Linked DNA regions of Mus musculus: region 1 is linked to region 2. The links are chromatin loops, found by intact Hi-C in ENCODE. Cell type or tissue: left cerebral cortex. All regions are shown on one strand.

The links. A loop is a pair of places that touch in the nucleus more often than their neighbours do. Peaks named below come from ENCODE experiments on the same cell type or tissue, not always from the same donor. Only the 100,000 strongest peaks of a DNase experiment are listed, where the experiment ranks them.
Region 1: a loop joins it to region 2, with 1.9 times the contacts of the local background. A loop is called at or near these places in 2 of 42 quality-filtered maps.

What each region holds. Positions count from the first base shown.
Region 1 is chr17:89,740,656-89,748,655 of GRCm38, forward strand. No RefSeq gene overlaps it. Among named protein-coding and RNA genes, the nearest start is that of Gm41653, 230 kb to the right of the region's middle. In left cerebral cortex, no CTCF peak of the experiment used is centred here; no DNase peak of the experiment used is centred here.
Region 2 is chr17:89,915,971-89,923,970 of GRCm38, forward strand. No RefSeq gene overlaps it. Among named protein-coding and RNA genes, the nearest start is that of Gm41653, 57 kb to the right of the region's middle. In left cerebral cortex, no CTCF peak of the experiment used is centred here; a DNase peak (open chromatin) is centred at 4,566.

The DNA.
Region 1 (8,000 bases), 180 kb before region 2:
AATGATACAAGCTGCCCATCTATATTAGACAAGTTATCCTAGTTATTCTATACTTTTATAATACTCATAGCTACCTGTGCCTATTTAAAGCTATGCAGAATCAGGATCATCTTCCTCTCCCTCCGTCTTCCTTCCTTCTTCTCTTCCTCCATCTCTGTCTCTGAAACTTTAGCTCTGCCTCCCTTTTCTCTGTCCAATCACAGGCTTCTTGTTTTAGTAATATATAAATTAATTGGGGGGAATTCTGCTAAAGTCCTTAGTACCACAAAAAAGGCAACAAACAGATAACTATGCTATACATTTATGGACTTATTTCTGGGTTAATTCTATCTTGGTATCCATATGTTCATTTTTCAGTCAAAAATATAGTCGTGATCACTATAGGTATATTTTAAAATTTTATTAAAAATAATGGACTTTGCAAGAAGTAGAAGGAAAACAAAATATTAGTTGAAAAGATTTGGGAAAGTTTTGTGCTGGAAATCATAACAGACTGATATTTTAAGCAATAGAGACTGAAGGAAGTGGTAAGTGTTGCATGAGGAATGTACAAAAGATTAGCATCTTGGCTGCATTTCCTAGCTGCTGGCCCTTTCCTTTAAATACTGCCATATATATCTCCTTAGTATGCCACCTTATGATGGAAATCTCATCACACACACACACACATGTACACACACATACACACACATACAACACACACACACACACACACACACACACAGAGAGAGAGAAAGAGAGAGAGAGAGAGAGAGAGAGAGAAACCGAGAGAGATGAGGAGAGAAAGAGAGCATAAGAGAAACAGAGAAAGAAATTAGAAATTAACGGACAGACCTATAGCAGATAGAGATGAGATAGAGAAACAGAGAGCCATAGAGACAAGAGATGCACATACAGAGACACAGACAAAGATACACCATACACATGCACACACTTTTTATGCCATGGGTAACAACTTTGTATAAAACAAAACAAAACAAAACAAAACAAAAACAAAAGAAAACAAAACAAACGAAAATTTTCCTGGTCAACACCAAAGTTGAGAAACATGACCACTTTTTTTTCCTTGTTTTTCATCCTAAGTGAGAATTTGAAATATTCAACAAAATCCAAAGGTAAAAATTTTAAACGGAATTCAAGGGAAAATATAGTTTAATACAAAAATAATTTCAGATGTCTACTTATCAAGAAAATTAGAAGTATCTAAGCCTCGCATCAATGGTCTACATCTATACTGGCTGAGCAAGAGTTGGGAATTATCACCAAAATTGTGATCCTATTTTCCATGGCTAAAAATCAAGATGAATAAGATAGTGCTTTAATGATATATGCCCTAACTATATATACACTATTGTTACATGCCATGGCTAGGGCTATATTATCTTCACCCTAACTTGGCTTTATATGTTTTTGCTTTGCTTTGTTGTTGCTGTTTAATTTTTTGAAACAGGCTCTCAGTTTGTATGTCAGAATGACACGGAGGCCAATGGGTTACCCATGTTGGCCTCACAATAAAGCAACCCTCTGACCTAAGTCTTCTGTGAGACAGGATTGCATATATGAAGCAATCTATACCTAGCTAAATTAATTTTTCATAATTACAAAAAGTAATTTTATCACGCCCATAAATGAGATATCAGAAGTGTCTATAGATGTCTAATAATTCAAATTTAATTTTATTTGTCCTATTGCCATAAGAGAAACTCATCTCCCATACCAGTGAATATTCTTATACCATAAAGTATATACATAAGTTGGTCTGCCATTGATACTTGCTACTACATGTTTGTCTGACTCTGTAATGACAGATTACATACAGGGAAATATGTATATTTACATTTAACTGTTGATTAACTTTGCATAACTGTATGAAAAATATTTAATCAACCAGGTTCTAGTTTTAGGTGTGATACTCTTGGAGATACAGTTGGATCTTTACATGTCTGTTTTTTATGGTCTACTCTGAAGACTGAGTGAACCATATTGATGTCTCTCATATGTGGTTGTAATTATGGCTTATGTTTCTACAATACAGCCTGTATCTTCTTTGTTAATTCTCATCTAAATGGTAGGGTTGAGTGTTGTGAGAAAAGGGAGACAAAATATCAATATACTACTATGTGGGCAGAAAAAATTGAAATTGGATATATTAGTATGATGTGGGGACATTAAAAGAAGTAAAAAAAAAAGTAAAAAAAATGTATAGAGAAAAGGTCACTGTGCATAAAAATTGAAGCTAGAGAGGAATGTATGTCATGGATCTTATGGTACCTTATAAAATATGATAAGGAGTATGATCATTTTTCTGAGAGTAAGAATAGTAAAACAGCTTTTAAGGTAGTAAGATAATTTTATTAATTCATGAGCTTGAGATAATCTAGTCATCTCTAAACCATTTACCAAATGGTCATGTAGATATAATTTTCACCAGGTATTCAGAAAGAGGTAGAGATAGGTAGATGGATGGATATAGGTAGATAGGTAGGTAGGTAGATAGATAGATAGATAGATAGATAGATAGATAGATAGATAGATAGATAGATAACAGACTCATATGTAGAAAAATATAGACAAATATAAGTAATATTTGGATTGATGATAGATAAACTTCAAACTACATTGGCAGCCAGTAACATCAATTGTGGTTTCATTATCTATTTCTGAACTCTTAGATGTTTGTATGTTTAAGTTGAGAAAATGTCTTAATTGCACATTATGAGAGACTTTAATTTTGTAATAGTCTGTGTTCACAAATACCCACTAAGATAAACACAGAGATGGTATTTGAAAAATTAGTTGGTTTATCATATTCTTCAACTCAATTCATCACTTTTAGGTTAATAGAAAGGAAATTCATTTTGGTCTATGACATTGTGTGAGTAACCAAAAAAGTTTAAACTTTTTATTGAAATAATCTTGATAATATGCTAAAGTTATCCGACAACATCTTTTCTGCTTTCATTTTATTAGACTGCATATTTCCTGCCCCAGCTTGCTACATCAGTGCATCCTTAAGAACACAAAGGTGTATAAACAAAGAATCTCCAATATAACTGTTAAAAAATGTTCTTACTAGAGCTGGACATATTTCCCAGGGGTTAGAAGAACTTCTTCCTCCTGTGGAGGACCTGTGCTTAATTTCTTGAAACCACATAGTAGCTCACAACTGTCTGTAACATTTCCACTACCCTATCCTGTCCTCTGCGGACACTGCCCACATGTGGTACACATTCATGTTTGCATACATGCAAGGAAATCACTCATATACATAAAATAAAGAAATGAAATATTTTAACTAAAATGTCCCTAGGCACATATTTTAACCACTCAAAAGCATTCTATGGTGGCCTAACATAGACTCTGCAGTGTTGAAAGGCCATGTAAGTATCAGGCTTTCCTCAGTTATATTTAGACAGAGCTTTAATAAATGACACGTGACATTTTGGAAGATATTAATCACACAAACATAACACCAAATTTGCTATTCAAACTCTGCAAAAAGCAAAAAAAAAAAATAATAAAAATAAACTAGAATTTGACTCCACATATGTCAGAGTCTCTAAAGGAATGTCCTTGAAACCTCTTTGTTGGCCATTTTTCTGCTTCCAATGATGTTAATGCTTTACACCTTGTTGTTTCATCTTACCTTATATTTGAGTGGGAATAGAAACAGCATAAAGATATAACAGAGAAAACAGGATCCTATCCCTTTCCTTCTCCTTTGTGTAATACAGAGATACTATTTAGCTTTATATCTCATCTAAAAAAAAAAATGGGTCCTAGACATTTTAAAAGTTGAAATACTCCTGATACTTTAGGATACACATTTACTTTTTACTGCGACCACCAAATGTGTAAATAGTCTCCCTAAGACCAGTATAAAAAAGAAAAGGAGAAAAAAGAAGGATGAGGAGGACAAAGAGCAGGAGAGAGAGAGAGAGAGAGAGAGAGAGAGAGAGAGAGAGAGAGAGAGAGAGAGAGAGAGAGAGAGGAAGAGAGAGGAAGAGAGAGAGAGAGAGGGAGGGAGAGAGAGAGAGAAAGGGGAAAATTTTCCTAAGACTTTTCCTCTTCCTAAGAAAAGTTGGGGCTATTGAAGTGTTGGTACATGTGATATCCCCAAATATCTGGGTAGGAGTTGTAGGCAGTAGGTGAGTGTTTGCTTCCTGACTTGCATGAGATTGTGTATCTTTCCTCACAATGCACCCAAATCTATCACAGCACTTTGCTCTTAAATTTTTCCCACTCTACACATTTAGACAAACTTAAATTCTGCTCCCCTCTCCAAAGAAATTGTGAGAACCTAAAGTTTCCCAATAGCCAATGATAAAAATCTCAAGTTGATGTTCAACTTTGCTTAAGGGCATGTCCTGAGTGACAGCATTGTGCCTCTATGATATGTACTTATAGTTCAGCAGGAAAACCTTAAAATCTACAACAAAACATTGCAATTATGGGGGAAATTATGACAAAAAGCTTGAGAAATCACAAGTCATAGTGGCATCCATAACCCTCAGGACCACTACTTTCCAGGCGCTCTCTCTAGTGCTGAAAATGGCAGATGCTGAATGGCCCAGGCAGCCAGCAGTGTGGGATCCTCCTGTGGAAATAAGTTTGTGGGGCTATGCCTAGGCTCTCCATATTCTCTTCAATGAAGCCACTAGGGATAAAAACAATAGAAGAACGTCCCTATCTACTTGCTCTAGGTATAAAACTACTGAAAACTTTTCTTCACTTGTCAGATACATTGATGAGATGGCAAAAGCAGTTAAACCTAATCTTTCTTATTTATCATTCATTCATTCATTCATTCATTCATTTTCCCTATTCTATGCCCATAGGCCCACCAAACAGTTACCTTTGCCTTCTATGTTTGGTAGATTCAAATCGGTTTCCACAGAGCTGGTCCCTGCCCCTGTCCTTGATCGTATTTACATGCAGTGGAGAAGAAGCAGTGTTTTCTATAAAACCTCAGAACAGCCCATCACTGTATTGTATTTGCCAATGATGTCACCAAGGACAGTACATATTTAGAGGATCGAAAATTAGAACCCTTCTTAACAATATTTGGAGTTCTGTGAGTCTTCAGTACCCTCAGAAAAATGTCTATTGAATGATGCCCCACAATGAGGAGGAAGATGTTTTACACCAGGAAAGAACAGTGTTAGAGCTGACTTGGATTAAGACACGAGTAACTTTAGCTTAACTCTGCACTGGTTGCCATGAGGCCTGGGGCAGAGAACCTTATATCTACAAACATTGGTTTTCACACTTTTAAGCCAAAGAAACATATCCAAGACAGACATGAAGTGGAGATTTCTATTTTCTTTGTAAAGTCAGTTCTTTCAAATGAGGTTTTGATGGGGCACACAGATAAAATGATATTTTGCTGGAACAGACAAGAAAAGGTAGATTTTCCTGAAGCAGACACATGTGAGAGGATCATGATGAAGGAGTCTAAATAGGACCCACACAGACAGTGGAAGAGTGTGCATTGTGTTGAGCATTGGATTGCTTTGTACTGCCTCGCTTACTCTCTGCTAAAACACATATATTGGTTTGCCTTACATAGCATTTTTGATCTCCACTAGTGATGATACCAGAGAGAAACTTGCCAAATACTTGCTCTTGAGGTGCCTGTGGAAGCTTTCTGCTTCTATGGCCTCACTTCGATTAATGAGCCTTTCAGTTTCTTCAGGATTGCACTACAGCTGCTTGTCCATGCCTGGTGTCTGCCTTCTTAGAGGACTGCTCTGCAGCTACTGAGTCATATTTGGTGTTTGATATGAGACTGAACTGCTTCCAAAGAAGATAAAGTTTGCCCCCAAAGAACTATTGCTGAATTCCCCCAAATATCATAACTTTTCTCTTCCACTACCTCTGCTGGATGGTGGGCTAGCAGAGAGGTTGTACCTTTATTAAAAGTTGGTTGCAAAAAATTCATGCCTATACAGCCTCAGTGTATATTGTGTTTAACACAATGAACATAATTCTCATCACATAAGAATCACAATATTCTAGCCCTGCTATGAAATGTGAAGTCATGAATGTGAGTGTCTGATGAAATTCCATTGCCAACTTGATATGTCCTGAAAATGCCAGGATCTGTTCAAGACCCAAAAACTTCACATTCCAAAGGAGCATTAGTAGGGTTTGTCTCACCTTTTTATTTGTCTCATCAGTACCCAGTACACTTCTCATTACCAAAAACTACAAAGAGGGAGGCTCAATGTAATTAAAAGATTGATCTTTTGGCAAATATACATAATGACAGCCATGAAAAAGGAGAGTGATTTTGCATTTTCAAAAATTGTCCTCAAGTTAATTTAACCTGAGCTATGTGAAACTTTGGGATCAATATGTTCAGACTGAAAACAATGGAATAGAGAAAAAGGAAATAAACTTCAATTGACTAATTCTTTCAAAGCAGCAAGAGTCTTGTGTGGCGAGGTACCTGTGGAACCCCTTGATAGGTGGCCTGCAATGGGAACTGTTTGGGATTTTGCTTATTTGTTGATAGAAAAAAAAACAGTTTCATAGACATTTATATTTCTCTGTGCAGGTCATGAAATATAGTATTAAGAATTCAAAATCTCAAAGAATTAAATGAGAAATTCTATCCATTTTCAAAGTTTTTTTGATTTTGAATTCCAAAGACTGGCAGAAAAAAAAAACCTTCTTCTCTTTCCCTACATCATTTTATTCTCCTGTGACCCATAAGTCCTACCTATACCTCCCACCTAGTAATTGGATCCCAGCCTTCTTTACTGACAAATCAAGAACCAATTAGGGAACTAGACCTTAGTATCAATCCCTCCCCTTACATGTGGCAATTAATTTGTTTCATACACATTCTATGCACAAACATCTTTCAGCAAAGTAAAAACATCAGATTGTATGTGATCTCTATTACACATCAGAATACTTTACAGAAAATAAATGATGCATATGAACACACACACACACACACACACACACACACACACACACACACACAGACTTTCTTACCTTCCAATTGGCATGAAAGGAGTTAACAAACTGATACGATAGTGTGGGACCAAGGAGCCATACACAGAATGGTCGTTAAGAAGCTAGGCAGTTGCAAGCACAACAAAAACAATATCATGGGAAAGTTCCAAACCACTTCCCTAATTCACTTATTTTTTTGGAAAATGTAAAAGTAAACCTTCCCACTTCTGTATTTTTTAGTAAGAGTGGCATGCAGGTAAGATGGGTGCCGCTGATAAAATGAAGTCTACATGGAGACTGGCTGAGAGCTGAGTGACCACAACTTAGCCTTTGAGAACACTTGTTTTAGTTTTCTTCTTTGCTGCTGCAATAAAATAGTGACCATAAGTATCTTAGAGGAGGAAGGACTTTATCTGGAAATATTATGGTCCATCATTGAGGGAAATCAAGGCAGGAAATTAAGACAGTAGGAGCATGAATGCAAAAACCAAAGCAATGACCATGGGAAACAGTGTTTAAAGCCTTGCTTCTCCTGGATTGCACAACTGCTATTCTTATTCTTGCTTCCCATCTGCTCAGGAATGGTGGCACTTACCTTGGCCTGGGATTCCACATCAATCGACAATGAAGAAAATTCTCCAAAGAAGTGATCACAGGCCGTTCTGATGTGAGTAATTCCTCAACTGAAATCCTGTCTTCCCAGGCACTAAAATTCAGTAATAGTTCTCTTATCCACTCTTTCTGCACATGTGCTCCTTTCTCTCTTTCTCTATCCCTCTCCTGCCTCTCCTCCCCTTTCCAAATGGTGAGTTCCCTGGCCTTGGTCCTTGGGGCAAGTGAACTTCCCCACAGAAAGCAGTTTCTCAGTAAGCCTGCCTTTACTACAATCTAAAATTTAAAAAAGCAATAATGGTTATTAAAGACCTATTTCTTGATCCTAGTGGACCATGTGATAAATATGACTATGAAAAGCCCTGTGTGAGCTTTTCCAAATAGATATTAACAAATATACTTAAGGAAATAAGTATAATATG
Region 2 (8,000 bases):
TCTTACCAACCCTACATCAGGATAGAGGGCTAATATCCAATGTAATCTGTCGCATCTGCTCTCGACCAGCAAGAAGGACACCACGACACAGTCAGATTCTTCTCAACAGCCTTTATTGCAGGAACACCTCGATGGGGACCCCGGGCTCCCAGGGAGCACTGTTTATATGCACCCCAGCACAGGAGAAGGCTCCGTGGCCCCTTGGGATTGGTCAGTCTGTCGGCACCCAATTTGCATGCACCCGCTAGGGAGGGGTTGGCACCAAATTCGAATTGACTGCCTGCGCCGCGCAGTGGTGTTGTTTATGACAAGGCAACCAGAAACCAGCGCCATCTTGGAGTTGGCTTCCCACAGTAATCATGTTTCTAATAGTCCCTTTTTCTTCCTGTGACTTCTGATTAGTTGGCTGAAATTGCTGAGCAGTTCCTGCTGAGTTAGAACAAAGGCCATGTTACTTAATCCTCAGCTGTTTAGACTACAGGTGCCAATCACCTAAGCTAGCAGTATTTTTACTCTTGGAAAGAGCAAGATGTTTTTAGTTCTTTTTAGAAGTTATCATCAGCATTTCAGTACAGTTAAAGAACTGGAACATACTGAGATCCTCGGACTTTAAAGCCATCACCAGAGTCCTATTTTGTGCACCCTCCACAATCCTCTCCAAGCTGGAAGGCTCCAGGAAGGCAACCCCTAGAAAAGTTTGCTTTGGCTTGTGCCTTGAATGTTTATAATGTAAAACTGTATATAGGCACCAGTGTTCAGTTCTATAGGAGAAGAAGCAGTCAGAATGAGAAAGATCTTTCATTCAAAGGATTGGGCCTTTGCATTCTAATCTTTATAGATTCTGTTGACTTATTTTTATTTGGCTGTGGGAAAATGCTCATGAGATGAAAAGATAGAACACAATGCATTTATCTGGAGAAGAAAAAAGCATTGTCATGTGAAATTATGATCTTCAATTTCCTGGCCATTACACCTGTTCTGGAATGGAATGCAAAACGAGAAGCACCTTGGGAAAGTTTATCATCTTTGTTTACCATTTGACTGCATTTTCCAATTTGAATCTTGAACTATAGTACCTCGAATCTAATTGCTAATGCTAATTTGTCCCATGGTTTAAAATAAATGTTATTGAACTTGGAGAATTTTTCTGCTTGTACCTTGCTACCTTTGCATCTTATTGATTGTCTTGCTGGTTTCTAAGGTAACAGATGTTGAGAAACTAATTAAGATCAAGAGGTTAGAATTGAAGAAAAGTGGAATTTTCAACACAATCCATTTATCATATACGTTTAAATACACATTTAAATTAGTTTCTTTAATAAACCATCTGTTGGAGGAGAAGAGTGATCACCAAATAACTTTTATTAAAAAAATGACACATGTTAAACATTTAACATCATTTATTTATATCTAATCCATCTCATTAAGAAGCACTTTACCTTTGATAATTAAATTAACAAAAGTCATTTATAAAGTCTTCTATGTCTCAATACTGTTCCTGTAACATGTTGGCTTTGAGCTCTTCTTCATATGCCTAATTCTAAATATTAATTCTGAATAAGCCTATGGTTTCTGTTAATATATTGTCTTCTATTTCCTAAACCACTCTTTTTTTTTTCATGGCTCTCTGACTCAGTATATATAGTTTCTCACATTTCAGGATAGTCCTAAATTTTACCGAGAAAGTATAAAATGGAAAAAGTTAGTTAAGTAGAGGGTGAGGAAAAAAAGTCTGTTGCTATTTTGTTCCTCTCATGATCAGTGCATCAATAATTCTTCATGGAGTACAAGAAATGTTTCCAATCTCCATCACAAAGCCATGTAACCTATACAAATCCCTACCTTTGTACTATCTACTACATTTTTGTTTCACTAGCTGCTACCAAATGTTTGATGGCAAGGTCATGTAAAAATAATGGCTGGTAGCTTAATGAAGTGTACAATTTACTTTTTCATTATAAAATGGTTGAGAAATTTTTAACTTTAAATCAAAACCATACTACTGAAGCTGGGGATAACTCAGTGAAGAGTGCTTGCTTAGGATGCACATAGCCATGAACTCTGTCTATTCTCAGTACTTCAAAGAGACAAACATACACAAAGAACCCATTTAAAAAGCTATATAACTCCCTATAGATTATTTTACTATTAATACTTGGTGTATAGACATTATACAATTTGCAAATAATTTACAAATGTTAAATAATTCTGTTATGAACATGTTTGTGTTGTGCACTACTCTTTTACCCACAGGTCTCTTTCTTTATAATTTTAACCTTTGTTTTTATACCCTGTGCCAATTTCTTAATACAAGGATCCACAACCCTTTGCAAAGATTGCATACTCATAAGTATTTCTGGTTTTATTTAAGGAACTGTCTTCCATGGGGTATATTGTACATTCCTTAATTAGTCTATATTTCTTTGTATGCATATATTTATCTATGTGTATAGCTTTATTAATGTAACAACATATTATAGCTAAACTTTAGATGGAGAATTATTTAGACTAATAAGGGAATAATAATAGCAATCCTGATTTGCTAAAAGAAATTTCACATGTAATGCTCATCAAGTAACTAAATTTAATATATTTACTGCTAAAATGTATTACTATATACATAAACAAACTATTACTTTCTGAAAATATGGAGACTGAAAAGACTGAAACACGAATGATATTATTTTAAAGACACTAATCATAAGATTATGTGAGCTGTAAACTGAATGAAGATATTTAAATGGTAAACATGTAGCAATTAGAAGTTCACTATAGGCCAGAGTAAATCAATTCTCACAGTGTATAATAGTGTAATAATTACAGTTATACATATTTAAGGGGTTAAAAATCCAAGGTCCATATCTCAATTTATATTAATATTCATATATATATTCTGAATATCATTTTGAATATCATAAAGAAATAAGACCTGAGGTAGCAATTTATAGTTTTGTTTAACAATGCAAGAATATGTAAATAAAAGCCTCTAATTTAAAAAGTTAATTTAATATGTTCAGAAAGGGCAAGTGCAATAAACTGGGTACTTCTTTAAGTTTTATATTGTGCCCAAATCAACTGCAGAACAGATGTTGTCTTTGGTACCTTTATCTGTTTCCTTCTTTAGCTTCTTGAACTTAATACTACATCCTTTTCCTTTCGATAAATGATAGGTAACTCTAAGGCAACAAATCAGATCTTAACATAAAGAGGCTATTGCTACCCACAGCTTTGGAGACTGTCATGTGCTTTGTCACCTTCCACATCTGGAGTAACAGAAAGTAAGAACTTGATAATCAAGAAAATTTTCTTTACAAAGGACCCTTTTCAAAATCATGCAAATAATTTTACAGATACCCTTTATAATCTGATTCAATTCTCTTACCTTACAAAAATTACTGAATCCCAATCTCGTTTTCAACACTGTTTTGTGCTCTATGTGATCTTATTTATACCTCATAACTATGTAAAGTATTTTATTGTTAACTATGTTTTGCAAAAGATATGACTGAATATTACAAAAGTTATATGACATTTCCAAGTTTAAACAAAGGGTTATAAAATGAATTTGAATGCCAGTTGATCTAACCCAGTAACATTTTCTTTCAGAGATAGTTATTATATTTTACAATGCAATCAGTGCAACAAAGGTTTTTGGGGTCTTGGTCATTGCCTAGGTACAGAGTTTTAATTCAGAAATTATTGTAGTTGATATTTTAGAAACATTCTCAGTGTATAATTATAATTAAGTTAGAAATTTTAACTGTAGTGCTCTGTAGTGGCTTAAGACTGTGGTCTCTGCACCCTGGGAACTTAAACAAGAAGATTACTAAAAGTTTGAAGCCAGTTTAGGTTATTTCTAGACCTAAATATACTACCAAATGAGATCAAGTCCCAAACAGTACAATGTAACAAAAGTTAGACAAGTCTATTACAAGCATACATTTATCAGAGTATTTTTGTTGTTTATTTATGATTGTGAATTTCTTGACTCTTAAAACTATAAAGAAAAATAAATTAACATTTCCCCAACTTCTTACATTGAAAATCACTTTATTCTTACTCTGTTTTCTTCTATAGTATTGATTATGTCAATGAATAATAAAGGAGTGATTAGACCTTTAAAGGCACGATTAATACCAATAGAGAAATGTATTAGAGATATGGCTGATATTAAATTTCACACTGATGATGCTAATCTGATAGAAGAAGTAATTTCTAAAAGCATTTATAAAAAATAAATTTGTAAAATTAATTGTGGTAAAGTGATTGTAGGCAAGGCATTCCTAGAAATGATGCTTTTTCTAGAAATATTCCAAAGAGAAGACCTCATTTTTCTGGAGTATGCAAAAGGTATGACAAAAGTCTGACACTGGACACAGATCTACAAGGGATAGTCAAGTTAACCTTTTGCCATGGAGAAATGCCATAAGGGGTGTCCTGAAGATCCTGAAATCAAATTTGATTTACTCATTCCCTGTTAGCACTAGAGAAACTCAGCCACAGAGCAATTTAAAAATGTAATGCCTATTATTAGAAACAACACTGCTCTGGATACACTTAAGGTTCAGTTTAGCAGAAACAGGAGCAGATTAACAACAATTTTACCAAAATCTTGGCATTCAGATTGGCCTTTTCACAAGATAAAAATATTCAGCTTCTAGAGATGGGAACTTTATTTCTGGTAAAGCAAAGTGCAAGATGGGTGAAATGAATAGGACAAAAAGAACAAATATAAAAATTAAAGCTGTATGTGTCTAATATATCCATGAATTTATCAGGAAATGATTTCCTGTTGCAATGAAAAACATAGATTAATATTCTTCAAATCTCAGAAATGAACAATAAAATAAATAATGCTTCTGAGAAAAATATCAAAAGGCAGTATCAAGAACAGTCACAGATTATCCAGGTTGTCCATAAGCAAGACATGACAAGTCTTTCAACATCTTTCAAAGGTACCAACGTCCCTACCTTTAAAATGACTAACTGATAAGACTATATAGGTGAGGCAGTCATCTATGACAAAAGAAAACTTTACTGGTACCAGAAAAACTGATACACGGGAAGCTAAATGCCCAACAGATAGAGGAATCTACCAGTCCATCGAATTCTTCTGTATTTGTTATTTAAAAAGAAAAAGAAAAGAGGAAGAAGAAGAAAGAAATCAGGAAAATGGAGGATGTTAACAGATTTAAGAGCTATAAATAATAGGAACAGAAGAGGCTGAACATTCCCAGTTTAAAGGGCCAGAATTTATCTTCAACAAAATTATAGAAGAAAACTTCCCTAAACTACAGAAAGAGTTGGCCATGGATGTACAAAAAGCCTACAGAACACAAAATAGATTGGACCAGATCAAAAAAAACTGTCCTCCCACCATGTAATAATAAAAACAATTAATGTACAGAAAAATGAAAGAATATTAAAAGTGGTAAGGGAAAAAGTCCAAGTAACATATCAATACAGCCCTATTCGAATTACACCAGATTTCTCAAGACAGATGTTATAGGCGAGAAAATCTTGGGTAAATGATATATAGACTCTAAGAGACTAGAGATGCCACATCTGGCTATTATACCCAGCAAAACTCTAAATCACCATAGATAGAGAAACCATGACATTCTATGACAAAACCAAATTTGAATAAAATCTTTCTATTAACTTAGTCCTACAGAAGATACTAGAAGCAAAACTCCAACACAAGGAAGGTAACTATAACAAAGAAAACACAAGAAATTAATCATATTACAACAAACCCAAAAGAACAGAATCACACATACATATTACCACCACATTCAACAACAAAAATAACAGGAGCAAACCACCATTGATCTTTAATATTTCTCATGATCATCATACTCAATTCCTCAGTTTTAAAAAAAAGGAAATTAAAAAAAAAACATAGGCTACCAGACTGGATACGCAAATAGGATCTATTATTTTGCTGTGTACAAGAAATATACCTCCACAAGAAAGACAGCCAGTGTGTCAGAGTAAAGGTCTGGAAAAATCCTCCAAGCAAATAGTTCCAAGATTAAAAAAAACAAAAAAAAAAAAAAAAAAAACAAAAACAAAAAAAAAAAACACCCTGGAGTCACCATTCTGAGCTTCACATATTGAGCTTCACACAATAATAGAGGGAGACTTCAATACCCCATTCTCACCAATGGACAGATAATTGAAACACAAACTAAAAGGAGACAGTGAAAGTAAAAAAAAGTTATGAACAAAAAGAATTTAGCAGATATCTTCAAAATATTTCACCCTAAAACAAAAGAAAATACCTTCCTCTCAGCACCTCATGGAACCATCTCCAAAATTGATCATATAATCAGACATAAAACAAGCCTCACCATATCCAAGGAGATTGGGATAATCTCAAGTATTTTATCAAATCACCAGAGACTAAGGATGGACTTCAATAACAGCACAAACAACAGAAATCCCACATACTCATGGAAACTACACAACTTTTTACTCAATGATAACCTGGACAGGGAAGAAAAAAAGAAAGAAAGAAAGAAAGAAAGAAAGAAAGAAAGAAAGAAAGAAAGAAAGAAAGAAAGAAAGAAAGAGAGAGAGAGGAGGGAGGGAGGGAGGGAGGGAGGGAGGGAGGGAGGGAGGGAGGGAGGGAGGGAGGAGGAAGGAAGGAAGGAAGGAAGGAAGGAAGGAAGGAAGGAAGGAAGGAAGGAAGGAAGGAAGGAGTAAAATACTTTCCAGAATTCAATAAAAATGAAGGCACAGCATACCCAAATTACAGGGCACAATGAAAGCAGTTTAAAGAGGAAATCTTCATTCTCTTCTTCCTGCATCTGTTTCTACAGCAGCTCTGGTTCTGCAGCCCCAGGATAGCAGAATATAAATCGGTATCAGAGAATCGTCCTGGTACGGATTGGCCGAACATGTATATGCAAATATGTCGACAATTGGACCAGTCAAAGAAGAAAGCCAAGCCTGGACAGGAAGGGGAAGACTGCTGAGCTCGCAACCAAGTCCATGGTTTATGACTGCACAGGCAGGGATACAGAAATTGGGATTTTTTCTTTGTTGCCAGTTGCTATGGTGAATTTTGCAACCCAAGTGGGGCTTCCCTCACTTAGCATAGAAGGGTATCTTTTGGCTACTGATGCCCCGTTAGCTTTTATCAGCATTCTATAGCTACATTGCCTTGTGGTGTGGGCTTAGGCCTGGCAGTTGCTAGGAGATACTATCCATAGTAATGCTGGTCTGGGTTGCTTACTCCCCCATGCTCTTGTGAGTAATCCCCACCTTTATGCTATAAGTAACCTTAATAAATTCATTAGCTCTCCAGGTTGGACCTGAGATAAAACATTTCTTTGGTCTACTGTTGATTCTCTATTTGAGGTGAGTAGACATTTGTTCATATCTCCTCAGGAACATTCACACAATTCACAAAATACAGAAAATTGTATACTTTGATGTATATGAGTGTGGTTTATCCTCACAAAATATTATATTAAAATTCTATTATCTCTTGAGGGTGCAGTAGTAGCACATACACTTTGTCAGTAACAACGTCTTTATAATTAGACCTAAGACCAGATCATCAAGAAGGAAACCATGTCTGGCAATGAGAGCCTAACCAACTACCCAGGGCTAAAGAAGTCATGGAACTTGGAGGAGAACTTACAAACACTACTTTATTAAACCAGTATAATATATAACTACATTCTAAATATTTATCTTTATATCCACAGATAAGTATAGTCTCACTCTCTATTAAGGAAACGTCTCTTTCCAACAGACAGAGACCACTACTTAAAACTACAATGAATTAAAATGTAGAGTTGTGGGGCTCAATCAGAATGGATACAAAACAAGTCTCCATCTTAAAATTCAGGGCACATTGTTGAAAAGGAAGTAGAGAGATTATAAAAATCCACAGAATCAGGGAACTTTCTTTGAGATTGTATCTTTGAGTAATGTCAGAAGCTACATTATACTCTAGAAGGTACACTATACTCAGAAAGGCTCAATAA